Regions from separate parts of the Mus musculus genome. Here all the other regions are linked to region 1. The links are chromatin loops, found by intact Hi-C in ENCODE. Cell type or tissue: heart. All regions are shown on one strand.

Evidence for each region. A loop is a pair of places that touch in the nucleus more often than their neighbours do. Peaks named below come from ENCODE experiments on the same cell type or tissue, not always from the same donor. Only the 100,000 strongest peaks of a DNase experiment are listed, where the experiment ranks them.
Region 2: it touches region 1 in a loop (2.6-fold over the local background); 14 of 42 quality-filtered maps call a loop at or near these places.
Region 3: it touches region 1 in a loop (6-fold over the local background); 21 of 42 quality-filtered maps call a loop at or near these places.

Annotation. Positions count from the first base shown.
Region 1 is chr4:115,094,577-115,099,576 of GRCm38, forward strand. No RefSeq gene overlaps it. Among named protein-coding and RNA genes, the nearest start is that of Pdzk1ip1, 8.4 kb to the left of the region's middle. In heart, a CTCF peak has its summit at 2,787 (motif pointing left); DNase peaks (open chromatin) are centred at 1,365, 1,415 and 2,065; H3K4me3 peaks cover 1,969 bases; H3K27ac peaks cover 2,533 bases; H3K27me3 peaks cover 1,220 bases.
Region 2 is chr4:114,995,145-115,000,144 of GRCm38, forward strand. It overlaps Stil (Scl/Tal1 interrupting locus), which reads left to right and starts at 4,974. Exons shown (of 17, transcript NM_009185.3): 1 at 4,974-5,000. In heart, a CTCF peak has its summit at 2,035 (motif pointing right); a DNase peak (open chromatin) is centred at 4,887; H3K4me3 peaks cover 910 bases; H3K27ac peaks cover 912 bases.
Region 3 is chr4:115,036,541-115,041,540 of GRCm38, forward strand. It overlaps Stil (Scl/Tal1 interrupting locus), which reads left to right. Exons shown (of 17, transcript NM_009185.3): 15 at 1,798-1,990; 16 at 2,528-2,778; 17 at 4,634-5,000. Among named protein-coding and RNA genes, the nearest start is that of Gm52674, 17 kb to the right of the region's middle. In heart, a CTCF peak has its summit at 1,899 (motif pointing right); no DNase peak of the experiment used is centred here.

The DNA.
Region 1 (5,000 bases):
AATGGTGGGAAAGAAACTGGGGCTGAGACTGAGGAAGCCCAAACTTGTGTTCTCAGTCTCCTGTCAGCCTACTGTTTGACCTTGGGAGAGTTGCTGTCACTCCAAGCTCCATGATCTTGTGTGGAGGATTTGCCTCATCTCTGGCAAAGCTAGAACAGAACCCAGTCCTCACCAGTATTCTGATCCTCAGCCCTGGGTGAGATGGGAATCAGGGAACGTGGTCTGGCAGAGGAGAGAAGACACAAGTACCTTTCTGACCCGGCTCCTCCGCTGTATCTGTGTGTCTCATTGAACAGCATCTGTCCTTCTGTAGTAAAAACCTCAAATAGACACATTTCCAGACCTAGAGGCCTTTGTGGAGACGGTGGCCCGAACCCCCTTGTTTCAAGCTGTTTCTTTGCCACCTTTCTCACCATTTCACAGCATCCTTGTCAGGGTCATGGCAATTACTTTGTGGTCTAAGGCTTGCCTGAATGTCTTAAGGAGTAACCACAAATCATCTCCCTGGAGTTTAGGGTCTGGCCTGCAGCAGAGGTAGAGCTCTTAGCAACAAATGACAAGTAGTGCGTCTGTTTTAGGTTTCCCTGCCTTGCTGTGTGATCTTTACAAGTCTTTCCCTCTCTGGTCTTTAGCTTTATGGACATTGATAGTTGCTCCTGTTTGTTTGTTTGTTTTCCTGTAACTCATGCCATCTCACCTATTTCTGCCAGTTTGAAGTGTGAACACTATTCTTTTTTTCTTATCTTTCTGAAATTATTCCTTGATCAATGCAGAAAGCAAAGCCAGGAGCCAGGCAGCTCAGTTGTTTTTTTTTTTTTTTTTCCCCTGAGAAACAGGAGATAGTAGAGGCTAGGTTTTGGCTAAGGCACAAATATTCCCTTTCTTTAGTCCAGCCAGACCTGATTCCCTTGCGGGTGATCACACTCCTTCCCACCCCTGCTCTCAAGTTGTTCCTGGGAAGTGTAGGTGGGTTCAAATCAACCCCTCTCCCCACCCTATCCCCGCCCAAGTTTGCCAGGGCCAGGACGGAACCACCTGTGAGGTGTTACCAAGAGAGACTTGTTTCCTCCGAAGCTAATCCTGTCCCCCAGCAACTGCGGAGATGCCCTACCAGGCTCCTAAAGCCTTGGTGCCTGCATCTGCAGGGGCTAGGCTGATACTGACCTACAGCTCTCCTCCCCCACTCGCGTTCCCATCCTGACCAGGGGCTGGGAGTAAGGAGCGCCCGCCCCAGAACCGCCAAGACCCTCTTCCTTATCGCCAGCTCCCACCTGCCGAACTGGTCGGATCAGGAGGACAGGAGGCTGGGCCAGGGCCAGGCCGCTGCTTAATGACCCTCACGGGGCCTAATCTCAGACTGTCAGCCGCACGGTGGCTCGGTCCGGCTCCTGGTAGAAACTGATAACGCACCAGCTGGGCCCCCCACCATCTACTGGGCCGCATCCAGGGTCCCTAGGGGCGGCCTCTGGGGGCCTGGGGCGGGGCTGGAGGCGCGCGCCCCGCCCCCTCTGGGGAGGGGACCCGGAGCTCCGGAGTGACCAGGGGCGGGGCCGCACGGATTCACACCCCTGCTCATGCCCCATTCTTCGCTTTCATTGTAAGACCTCTAGGCAATCCAGTTTCTCTTTGTCTCTTTCTTAGCCTCTTAGAACGTTTTGGTTTCTGTCCTCTGTATCTGGCCCAGTCTTCTGCTCCTTCTCCACCCAAGCTTGATTCCCGCTGCTGGCTTCCTCTCTTTTCTCTTCTGCTTCTAGCAGTCAGGCAGGAAGGGAAACATCCACCCAGGCTGTACCAGGTGGAGAGAGTTTGAAGCACTTCTGACTTGAGTTTAGTCTTGAAGGGGAACTTGCTGACTGTGGATGGTTTTGATAAAGGCTGTGGAGTAAACGGTGGTTCCTGATGTGGAATGGAGTGGCAGGTGAAGGGGTTGAGTTTCAGGGCTACCTCCTTCATACTCAGAGTAATGTGCAAGAAATAGCCTATGCTTCAAGACTACTAACTACTTCAGGCAGAGCTTCCTTCCCCAGCCCAGGGGAAAGAGGCGCGTGAGGCCAAGTCACATGCTTCCTAGTCCTCCTAGACCAGCCTCAAGACAAGCACACGGCTGGAGACATCAGCACTTTCCTTGGGGCCCAGGCACCTGTTTCCTGGCAGACCTGCCTAGGGTCTAAGCGCCACAGTTTGCCCACCTTCTCAGCTTTCAGCTGCTGTCCAAGCACACGGGAGACAAGCTTGGCTCCAAGCTGCTCTGTTTATGGGATCCTTACAGTTCCAGATCACCCAGTCCCTCCCTGCCCAATGAAACTGGTGCTGTAAAATCGTCCTTGAAGGCATACTGGGAAGAAACCAGTGTAGCTGATGTGTTAACATTGCTCCTAAGACTGTCCAGGAAGTAAGGCACCTGGGAAGGTGTCTCTTCCTCCCAGGCTCCTCCCACACCAACCAGACAGCTCCAGCCTGGGGTTTTCTCCGCACATATCTTACCTGCTTCAGTGCGCCAGTGGGTTACCTCTCTATGTTCGGCTCTAGCTCCATCTTTAGGAGCCCCACAGCACCGGAACACCTAACATTAGTACTGTGACAAGGGTGGACAGGGTCAAGGGCAGCAAAGGTGAAAAGATGCAAAGGTAGGGGACTATAAACTTCAAAAGCCTGTCCATCTATATGTCTGTATTTTCCCACCCACATGGATGCGGATGTATATGTGCATGCGGACCCCTCCCCGCCACAGCGCTGAAGGTCAGCGATGGTCATCTGATACTCAGTTTTGGAATCGGCAGCTCTGCTGCCATCTGGTGGCTTTACACTCCATGGGAAAGGCTAACCAGCAGAGTTGTTTTGTTTTGTTTAAATTTATTTAAAAAAAAAGAAAAGAAAAGAAAAGAAAAGAAAAAGAAAGAAAGAGAGAAAGAAAGAAAGAAAGAAAGAAAGAAAGAAAAAAAAGGAAAAAAAAACCAAGAGATCTGGAGTGCAGGCTTGAACTTGGTGTGGTCCTCCTCAGTTTCCCGAGTTCTGGGATTACAGGTGTGAGCCTCTCTGCCTAGTTCCAGTGAAGCTTTTGAGTTCCTGGTAGGGATCTCCTTACATGCCCAGACTCAGACCTTATCTTAGGCACCTCTCAGTTGTGCCTATGTTTATTGCATCTCCTGCTATATCCTATGGGTGATATCCTCTGTTTGCTGGGGGCAGGAGAGAGGTAGGGAGAGGAAGGGAAAGAAGGAGGGGCAGGGAGAGAGAAGGAAGGTGAAAGGGGAAGGCGGAAATGAATCTCATCCCCACAGCTTCAATCCCAGGCAAGCTGAAACATGTTGGAACCAGGCACAGAGAGGTCCCTGGCTCCTGCACTAACCAGTTCCGCACCCCTCAGTCTGTGACACTTAGATGGAGAGGCCGATTTACCCAGTTTGCACAGGCATTATGAACGCCAGTGAATGGTGGTGAGGATGATAGATACTGGAGCCAGGGGACCGTGTGTGCAACAAAGCTGCATTTACAACCACAGGAAGTGGGACATGGACAGGGTCAGTACTGGAGAGGACATTGGGAATGTAGTTTTGGTCTGAGTCAGAGGTCCTTTTTTAGGCTGTGTGCTCCCTGAGTTGTTAAGAGCCCAGGCTAGGGCTGGAGAGATGGCTCAGAGGCTAAGAGCAATAGCTGAGTGCTGTTGTTCTTCCAGAGAACCGTAATTCAGTTCCCAGCACCCACACCAGGTAGCTCCAGGGACACAGTGTCCTCTTCTAATTCTGAAGGACACACCCACGCACACACCCACACATACACCCCCCCACACACACACACCAAAAAAAGCAACAGTACTTGAAGAGCCCCTAGAATTGAAATGGGGCAGTAAATGCTGTCTAACAGAGATGGTGTGAACAGTAAAGGAAACACTGTCGTGAGATCCACCAGAGAAGATCGCTCGGATATGGGTTTAAGCCAATAGAAAGTCTTTATTAACTGATTGGCCAAGGCTGAACAATGTCTTTGGTCTATGCTGTGGCCTGAAGCCATGATGATATCTGTGGTCTCAGCTGCAATAGAGGGTCTTATCTGGGTCAATGACCCTACTGCAAGTGAGATCCCTGTGTGTGAAACTGTGTGGAAGCCCACAATTCACACTTCTGTGGACAGTAAAAATCAATAAACTAGCTACTTTGGCAGTGACATCAATGACTGTGGATGCACTGTTGAGGAAGAGGGACATGGAAGAATTCTGTTAAAACCCCTACCGCCACTTCCCTCAAAACAAAAACAAAAACAAAAACCAACTAACCAACCAACCAAAAACAAAACAAACAAACAAAAAACCAAAAAACCAAAAACCAAAAAACAAAACCCAACCAGCTTAAACAAGAAGCCACTGAAGAGAACTATTAAAAAACAGTGATAGGTAGCTGTCTCCTGAAGGCTCTGCCAGTGTCTGACAAATGCAGAAGCGGATGCTCACAGCCATCCATTGGACGGAGCACAAGGTTCCCAATGAAGGAGCTAGAGAAAGAACCCAAGGAGCTGAAGGGATTTGCAGCCCCATAGGAGGAACAAAAATACGAACTAACCAGTACCTCAGAGCTCTCAAGGACTAAACCACCAATCAAAGAAATCACATGGTGGGACTCAGGGCTCCAGCTGCATATGAAGCAGAAGATGGCCTAGTTGGTCATTAGTGGGAGGAGAGGCCCTTGGTCCTGTGAAGGTTCTATGCCCCAGTATAGGGGAATGCCAGGGCCAGGATGCAGGAGTGGGTGGATTGGTGAGCAGAGGGAGGGCGGAGGGCATAGGGGGTTTTTGGAGGGGAAGCCAGGAAAGGGGATAACATTTGAAATGTAAATAAAGAAAATATCTAATTAAAAAAGAAACAGTGATAGGATGCTGAAGTGTAGCTCTCCACAATAGATGGCTTCCAGCAGGGGTGCAGGGAGGGAAGGATTCAGAGTTTGACCACATTCCAGTGAGTATATAGATAACACAAGTTGTACTATTTTTTTTTTCTGGAGGAGGTT
Region 2 (5,000 bases), 99 kb before region 1:
AGAGAGAGAGAGAGAGAGAGAGAGAGGGGATTCAGGGTTTACAGGATGCATCCCATGATCAAGTGAAGCCAGGGGAAGAACTCAAAACAGAAACTAAAGCAGAGTCTTCGGAGGAATGCTTCTTATGGAACACTGCTTATCAACTTGCTCAGCTACCTTCCAGCCCAGGTCAACCTGCCTAGGGATGGGACTACTCACAGTGGGCTGGGCCCTCCTATATCCAATAAGAGTTAATGAAATCCCACACAGGCATGGCCTTTGGCCAAACTGATCTGGACAGTTACATGTGTTTCCCTCATTCCAGGTGACTAGTTTCATGTTAACAGCTGAAGCTAACTATGACAGGATGGAAAGAGAATAAGGAGAAAAAAAGATCCAAGCCAGGCATGGTGGCACATGTTTTTAATCCCCGCCCTGAGAAGGATCTCTGAGACTTTGTGGTCAGCCTGATCTACATAGTGTTTCACAACACCTAGGGCTACATATACCCTGTCTCATAAAAGAAGAAGAAAATGGAAGGAAGGAAGGAAGGAAGGAAGGAAGGAAGGGAGAAAGAAAGACAGAAAGAAAGAGAAAAGGAGAAAGAAAAGAAGAGGAAGAGGAGGATGAGGAGGAAGAGGAAGAAGAAAGAGCAGGAAAAATAAGAAAGAAAACTCCATTCTCCAAAACTAATTGATGTTAGTGTCTTTTTCCACTTGGGCCAGTATAACAGAATACCACAGACTGGGTAGTCTTTAAATAACAAAATTTCTCATAGTTATGGAAGTGATGAAAGCTAATATAAAGGCACTGGTCAATTCAGTATCAGGTGAGGGCCTGCTTCCATGTTCTTATGACGTCGAGGGTAGAAAGGAAAAAGTAAGTACTCTGGGGATCTTGTACATGAGCAGGACTCCTACACGGAAGTACTGTTGTTCATGATCTACTCATCCAGTCGTCCACTTTCTACCATCCCCTTGGAAGTTAAGATTTTGACAGCCTTCATGCCAGCACTTAGGATGAAGAGGCTGTGAATTTCAGGTCAGCAGGGCTACATAGTGAGATCATGCTCAAAAACTTTTTTCCAACATGTGAACTTGAACACAGTTACTGGGACACGGTTACTCTACAGCAGTTAGGATATAGAATTGTGAATGAATTTTTCCCATTATAATTAGCTTTATTTATATTATATATTTATATAACATTATATCCCTAATGTACAACAAATATATATAATATAATTATAATTAGTATAATTGTACATTGTATAATTGTAACACTTATATATTGTACCACTAAACTATATACACAGCCCCAAATAATACTTTTTTTTTTTTAAGTATGATACAGTTGAAATGGTTCTCTGTGAAACAAATAAGAGCAAGACAGCAGTCTTTCTCTGTAAAGGTCAGTAGCCACAGAAACTCCAGTGTCTTGGTGTACAATATATATTTAAATAAGGATCAAAGAATCGCACAGTATGAAGTCAGTCTATTTAATCTGGCAGGCAATCCAGCAATAATTCATACTGGGTTTGGATAATTACCTCTTATTACCTAGCCTGTAAAACAGTACTTTCCTTGTTTTATGCTTGCCACATCATTTAAACTTATGATCACTTAACACAAAGTTCAGTGTGTAACAGGTCCTTGGTAGCATTTGTAGTTCTTATTTCTATAATGAAATAAAGTATAATCTTTAGCCTTTTGTGACTTAACAAATCAGTTCCCCTAATCTCTTCAAATATGGGATCATGGTGTTCCTTTATTAGTAATGTTAACTTTAGAATACCTAGTGCAGCAATATTTGACTGCCTTTTAATAAACTGACACACTCTCATTCATAACAGTGTACAATATGTAGATAAGGAAAATGAATTTCAGGAGACTAAATGGCACCATTGGGCTGGTTGCATTTAACATTACTCAAAGAAAATATTTAAAGATACCCGGAAATACAAGCTTTCTTAAAAATAAATCGTCTTTCCAATTTTAAAATAAAGCCATTAAAATTTTCATTTTTCAGAAGCCTTTTATTGGGTCTCATGTTGCAACACTAGGGGGCAGCACAGAAGAGTACTTCCTGCCAGCTTAAAAAAGTGAGGTAATAGCCTGGTTTTATAGCAAGGAGGACTATGTAGATGTGGCATGCAAATGAAGAATTGTATTTGCACCAGTCACAGCAGTATTTCTAGTCCCATCAGTCACAGGCCTCGTTTTGCACCAAAATAAGCTTTCTGCTGAGCCATAGGAGAAATGCCTATCCATATGACCTAGGTGAGCCAGGTCCTCTGGTGTTCTCTGAGGCTCATCTTAAATGGTATCCCCCAGAAATAGTGAAGGTTCTCGGGTGCAGTCGTGCTGGAGAAAAACTGTGAAGTGTTGTGCAGTGGCAGTAAAGAATCTACAGGTGGGCCATTTGGGCATGATGGAATATCCTGTAACCCACTCTACTCAGGAGCCTGGGAGCCTCTCTACTAAGGAGCCTCTGTACTCAGGAGACTGCAAGTTCCTGGCCAACCTAAGGACTTTACTAAGACCTTGACTCTGAAGAAAAAATGGGCTGGAGAGATGGCTCAGCAGTTAAGAATGCTCTTGGAGAGGTCCTGAATTCAATTACCAGCAACCACATGATGGCTCACAACCATCTGAAATGGAACCCTATGCCCTCTTCTGGTGTGTCCGAAGACAGCTACAGTGTACATGTATACATAAAATAAATACTTCTTTAAAAAAAAAAAAAGGAGGAGTTTGGGGGCAGAGGATGTAGCTCAGAGCACTTACTTCCTTAACATGCCAATCACAATACTGCAAAGAAAACTAACTAAAAAGAACACCCGGGTTGTCTTCAGGGCAGTCATCTTGTTTGCCAAGGGCAACCATTTTCCATTTTGATATAAAGTAATTATGCACCAGAGCAGGGGATGTAGCTTAGCTAGCAAGATTTTTTTTTTTTTTTTTTTTTTTTTTGGTTTTTTTCAAGACAGAGTTTCTCTGTATAGCCCTGGATGTCCTGGAAGTCACTCTATAGACCAGCCTGGCCTCGAACTCAGAAATCTGCCTCCCGAGTGCTGGGATTAAAGGTGTGCGCCACCACACCCAGTTTTTTTTTTTTTTTAGTAGTTTTTTTTTGTTTTGTTTTTTGGCTAGCAGGATTCTTATACAACATGCACAATAGTTATGGGTTCAAGCCTCAGAATGGCATAAACCAGGTGTGGGGCCCACCCCTATAATCCCAACACTTGAAGGGCATAGGTAGAAAGATCTGGGTCATCCTTACTTCCATAGTTCAAGATCAACATGGACTGTATGAGACCCTGTCTCAAAACACACAAGTATTTATGCATAACATTACATATACATCCTGCTTAGAAGTCCAGTGCCAATAAAATGTTTAATTCACCATTTGCTGACACTTGAGTTCTCATGATGCTTCAGCTTCTCCGATGTTTCCTCTTGTTTTTCCTGATTTTTTTTTTTTTTTCTAAGACAGGGATCTCCAAGACAGCCTTGGCTGTCCTGGAACTAGCTCTGTAGACCACGGTGGCCTTGAACTCACAGTGGTGGGATTAACGGTGTGCACTACCACAAGCACTGGGTTTCATAACCTTTTAAGATTTATTTATGGGCTATGCATGTGTGGCAGCCAGGGATGGGTGTGCCCAAGGAGGCCAGAAGACAACTGTGATCTATCTAACCAGGATGCCGGCAACCAAGATGATCTGCAAGATCAGCAAGTGCTCTTAACCACTGAGCTATCTCTACAGCCCCAGATTTTACCTGTTAAAAGTATTTACTTAGTGTGTGGTGCTAGTCACTCAACCCAGGACCCTGCACATGCTGGGGTCCTACACTACTACTTAGCTGCATACTAGCCTCCCAGAACAGTCTCAGATATACAGAAAATAAATGAAGCACACCTCCCACGCACTTTCCTCTTTTTTTTTTTAACATCTTATATAAGTATGTACATTTGTTTCTATTAACCCAACATTGATACATTATTAATTTAAAGTCTTTTATGTATTTAGATTTTTACCTGCCTTTTAAAAAATACACAAAGTTTAATGTAACATGAACTAATCCTAAGAACACGTTTGCTACCTTCCCCTAACACTATAGACGTGCTTCCTTTTTAATTTAAGTCTTTTCTTGTTTTGTTTTAATTACAACGAATGCCTGATCATCTCAAAGATCTCCAACATGGACCTCTGGCAGCACGCACACATAAATCACACACCACAACTGTCCCCAATATCAGCACTGGAAATAAGTATAAATAGCCACCAGTATTTTCTGTTCAACGAGAAGGAATTTCCCAAAATTGGTAAGATCGATCATATTTTAGAAACAACTTAAAGCAAATTTAACCTCCTCTATCTCTGATCATCTAAGGGCTTGAAAACTTTTTTTCTCCTGAGACAGGGTCTCATGCAGACCAAGTTGGTCTTTGATTTGCTTCGTAGCTTAGAAGACCTCTCTGCCTCCACCCACCTCTTCAAAGCTGGGACTAAGGCGGCGCACCACCACACTCGACTCTAGTCTTTTGAGACAGGGTCTCTAAATAATTCCAGCTTGTCTCTAACTCGTGGCGAGCCTCCTGTCTCAGCACCTGCCTCGGAAGAGCGCAGGAATTACAGGGGAGAACCAAGCTTGGCTAAGTGGATCCCAGCAGTCAGACCACAATCTGTGCAGGAAGCACTTCCAGCAAACCAGCCGGGATTTCTTTTTTTAACTGCGCATGCGTTTGGCCAATGCCAGCCAAACCGGAACTTAACCGTTGACCAAATGAAGGTTTAAATCCTCTGAGTAGTGACACAGAGCTGCGATGGCGCCCTCGGTTCTTTAAAGAACCTTGGGATAGGGCGAGCGCTAATCCCAGGCTGGGCTCCGATTGGTCGTCACAGCAGTCTGCAGTTGAGACGTTGCGTGACGACCGTGGTACCGCCCCTGCAGCGGGACTGGCCGGGCTTCTGGCCAATCAGCAGGCGCGGCGCGCCCTTTGGTTCCCTCCAGCGA
Region 3 (5,000 bases), 58 kb before region 1:
AGGAGCAGGGGTAGAAGAAAATTCAGTTACAGACTTGCCACTGTGGACAGCTGATGCTGTGCTAGCAAGGCCTTCTTAAACTTTCTGCAAGTGACTCCTTTAACCTGAGAGATTTTAACATGACCCTGTAAATATGAATATAAAGTAGGTATGTAAAACATTTAGTGATAACAGAGATAAAAGATACTTATAGTAATGGGATGGGTCTGATTGTTGAGTTTTACATAAAGAATTAAATCTTGGCTAAATAGTTGAAACTATAAGAGATGGCACTTTCAACTTTTTTTTTTTCTTTTGAGATAGGGTTTCTTTGTGTAGCCCTGGCTATCCTACAACTCAGTTTGTAGACTAGACTGGCCTCGAACTCAGAGATCCACTGGGATTAAAGGCATGCACCCATTATGTTTCTATAAGAATAGAAAACTTTATCTATACATATAATACATATATTTTACATACATACATACACTGTAGTTCATAACATGCAGTAATCTTTAATCTGAGCCAGTGTTTGGACAGCTTTCATTGAAATATCAAGGTGTTGATGAGCATGCAATGCAGAGTACGTGTGCTATATGTTCAGAGCAGAGGCTGCAGTGAAGTCATGTGTTGCAGGATGAATAAACACTGCCAGAAACAACTCTTGACTTCATCTTGGGAAGGTTGTTAGCAGCCTGGAACTCTCGATTCTCCAGCTTCTGCCTCCCAAGTGACAAGACTACACTCATTGGAGCTGGAGATACCGTTGAACAGTTAAGAAGGTTTTCTAGAGGATCTGTCTGAGTTTGGTTCCCAGCACTGTGTCAGGCAGCTCACAACTGCCTGTAAGTCAAGGCCCAGGAAGACTTAATGCCTCTGGCCTCCACAGGTACCCACACACACATGCACCTAATGTAAAAATAGAGTAAATCTTTGGAGGTTGGAGAGATGGCTGAGGGGTTAAGAACACTAACTATTCTGATAGAGAACCCTGGTTCTTTTTCTGGCTCAGACATGTAACAAACACCTACAACTTCAATTCTGGGGGCCTGACTTTCTCTGGCCTCACTGGGCCTTTGCATGCACATGGTACATATAAACTTACACAGGCACATAAACACATAATAACTTCAGTCATGTGCCACCGTACCTAGCCACTTTTCTCTATTTTCTCCAAGAGCCACAGGTTAGTGCTTTAACAAGAAATGCGCTTAAAGCCGGGCATGGTGGCACATGCCTTTAATTCCAGCACTTGGGAGGCAGAGGCAGGCGGATTTCTGAGTTAGAGGCCAGCCTGGTCTACAGAGTAAGTTCCAGGACAGCCAGGGCTACACAGAGAATCCCTGTTTCAAAAAACCAAAAAAAAAAAAAGAAAGAAAAGGAAAGAAATGCGCTTATTGTGCTGCTCCTCCCAGTCATTCTATCTTTTCTAATTTTGAAAGTAATAAAAACTCTAAATAAAGTTGAAAAAGAAACCAAAAACATAAAGTAATACCACCAACTAAATAATATGATAATTGTGGCTTATGAACCTTGAATTGACAAGGATCTTTTCAATTTTAAAACTTCAAATGAGCAAATTATATACTTAAATTGTTTAGATAGCCTAAAAGGTTTTTCTGCGTCAGATGTAGACAGCATCAGTAGTTTGTTTCTAACCTTCAATGAAAGATAAGTTAAAATAAAACAGTATGGTGATCTGGAAGAGCTGACACGCAAAACGCTGCTTGGGATTTACAACTTTCTTCCCAAAGAACTGCACTTCAGGTCTATGTTAAAAGTGTTGCGATGTCTGTTGACCCTGCGTGTCCTTTGCAGCAGCTCTTCAGAGCAGAGCAAAGAACCTGGTGTTCCTGTGTTCTTCCCAAATGCATTGCTGGCTGAAAGTGTGAGCATGTGCTTACAGACTGCGCCAACAGAGGGAGCCAGTAACAGCACTGAATTACCACAGGGAACAAAAGATGAGCCTTACCGGCCATCAGATAACCAGAAAATTTACCAGGACTTGTTGGTAAGTAGACCATTTTATTTTTGTGAAGTGCTTATTTAATATAAGAAATACTAGTTAAGCTTTCCATAGATTTAAACTGAATGAGATCTTGAAATAGAGTCATCTTTGACCACTAACAATAATTACAATATGTAATTGTTTAGATTTTTCGTAAATTTTGATAACATAAATGGTAAGCTTTCTAAGTCATCAGATATTTAGTAAGAGCAAACATTTGTTTGTTCTTGAAATTTTGGCTCTAAAAAAGGAGAAAAACCTATGTAATTACAAGTATACTAGGTAATTTATGGAATTTGACAAGATAATATTTAGCCTTCCTTGTGACAGTTTCCTAAAATCTTAAAGTTGTGTGCTTGAGAGAGGGCAGTTCACAAAGCTTGCTCTCTATTAGAAGACTCCCGATCAGGTGGCTCACAACCACTTACATTCCACCTACGAAGGCACACACGGGCACATAAATAAATAATAAACAAATCTTTTTTTTTTTAATCTTCAAAGGGTTAGTGATTTTTAGATGCATTCTTTTTCTTTCCATAGGGCCAAGTGAACCACCTACTAAGTAACGCCTCCCAAGAAACCGAAGAACCACCTACCAAAGCGGTAGTTACCAACCGTGAATGCGCCAAGACCCAAAATACTCACCATGCAAGGAAAAAAAGACACAATTCAGGACTGGTAGACAAAGATTGTGTACTCAGTGCAACTATTAAACAGCTAAGGAGCCTAGGAGTGAAAATCGACTCTCCCACTAAAGTGAAGAAAAATGAACAGAAAGTGGATCATGCCAGGTAACTAGGTTTTGTTTTGAAGATGAATAAATGTTAGGTATGTTGCAGCACTCCTGGAAAGTGTGTGCTTGCGTCCCAGGCCTGCTCATTTACTGTTTATTGAAAGCCTTCTGTATGTAGAATGCAAATATAAGATAAAATACAAAAGTTCCCCTTCCCTCAAATTCTTCAGTGTGTCGTAGTCATGGTTACTTTGTGTGTTTCTTTCACATTCTCCTAGAAATGTGATTTGCGTGGATGCTGGGAACTGAACCGGCTCTCTAGAAGAGCGGCAAATGCTCTTGGCACTGACGCATCTTCACAGGCCCTTCCCTGTGCCTTATAGCTGCATTATATTCTGTTGTACCCATGCACTATATAGTATGTTGAGCCCCCATGCTCTCTGAACTTTTATGTACTGTTTAAGTGCTAAGTATATGTCATTCTGCAAGTACTTGTTTAAATAGTTATAATAGGTGCTTTAGGGGGCTGGTGAGATGGCTCAGTGGGTAAGAGCACCCGACTGCTCTCCCGAAGGTCAGGAGTTCAAATCCCAGCAACCACATGGTGGCTCATAACCATCTGTAACAAGATCTGACGCCCTCTTCTGGAGTGTCTGAAGACAGCTACAGTGTACTTACATATAATAAATAAATAAATCTTAAAAAAAAAAAAAAAAAATAGGTGCTTTATCACTGCTTGCCGAATATTTATATTCATTTTAATCTTTACCAATAGTACAGGAAAATGAGGCTAACACTTTTGAATATTTTCTCTTTTAAAAAAATACACTTGTTTGCTCCTCCCTCTCTCCTCTTTCTCTCCTCTCTCCTCTCTCCTCTCTCTCCTCTCCTCTCTCTCCCTGTGATATCAGGGAACAATTTAGAGTCAGTTTTTTTCCACCATGTGGTCATTGAGCTCAACAGCAAATGCCTTTACCAACTAAGCCATCCCAGAAGCCCTGACAATTTTTTTATTTCTATACTAAGAGACAGACTCAGACGTCTGTGACCACACAGTGATTTCTTCAATCCCAAGGGCTCCAGGGCTCTCTCCTAGTCTCGGGTAACAGGCATGTATAGGATGCACATATGTACACACAGGCAAGACATTTATATACTTAAAATTAAGGTAATGCTTAAGGACAAAAAGCATGAGAAAGAACTTTATATATCTGCTTGGGTTCATAATTTCCCATGCTTCCCATGCAGAATCGTGTTTGTTTGAGCAACTCATTGTGTAGACCAGGTTCATAATTCTCTTGCCTCAGCTTCTTATTACAGGCATGATTAAGACTCCCATTAGGGAGTGAATATTGGATAATGTAATGTATTCCTTTTCTTTCTGTTTTTGCTTTCTGTTCTGTTGTACTTTGTATTTGGGAGAACGTTGGGGTTTTTTTTTTGTTTGTTTGTTTGGTTTGGTTTGGTTTTTTTAGGTTTCTTTGTTGTTGGTTTTTTTTTTGGGAGTGGGGGTGTTGGGTGTTGGTTTGGCTTGTTGTGCTTTTTAACAGGTTTTGTGTAGCCTAGATTGGCCTTAACTGATTATCCTTCCTCGGGGCTGGGATAGCAGGCCTGCAGCACCACACCTAGCTTGGCAATGGTGCTTCTTCACAATAGCCATCCTATGGCCATGCTGTTTGTAAAACTTTGAAACTGGCAAGTCAGTCAGTAATTTGCATTCAGACCGTGAAGATGGGCCACCTCCTGGTTATAATGTATGCTCTGAATCTGTGCCTGCACCATCTTAAGTCTGGGGAGTCAGTTTAGAAGCCTTCGTAAGATTAAAGTGGAAACTTTTATTAGTTTTGCAGAATGAAACTCTTTGCTATTTTGAATAAGGTAAAAAAGCTGCCTTACTTTGCCGTGTCTTTCAGTGTTTTGGCCTGCATCAGCCCGGAAGCAGTGATCTCTGGATTAAACTACATGTCGTTTGGTAATGTTGGCATGAGCAGCCTAAGTCCCACTGGTGTGGATCTGAGCATGGAGGCCAATGCCATTGCTCTGAAGTACTTAAGTGAAAACCAGCTGTCACAACTGTCTCTTGCTCGGTCAAAGCAGAATAACGGTGACTCCTCTGTCGGCCTTCTACATATTAATTCAGACAGGAGTACAGTGGGGCTTAGCTTAGTTTCACCAAGCAACATGTCATTTGCAACCAAAAAATACATGAAGAGGTATGGACTCTTACAAAGCAGTGACAATAGTGAGGATGAAGAGGAGCCTCCCAGCCACGCAGATAGT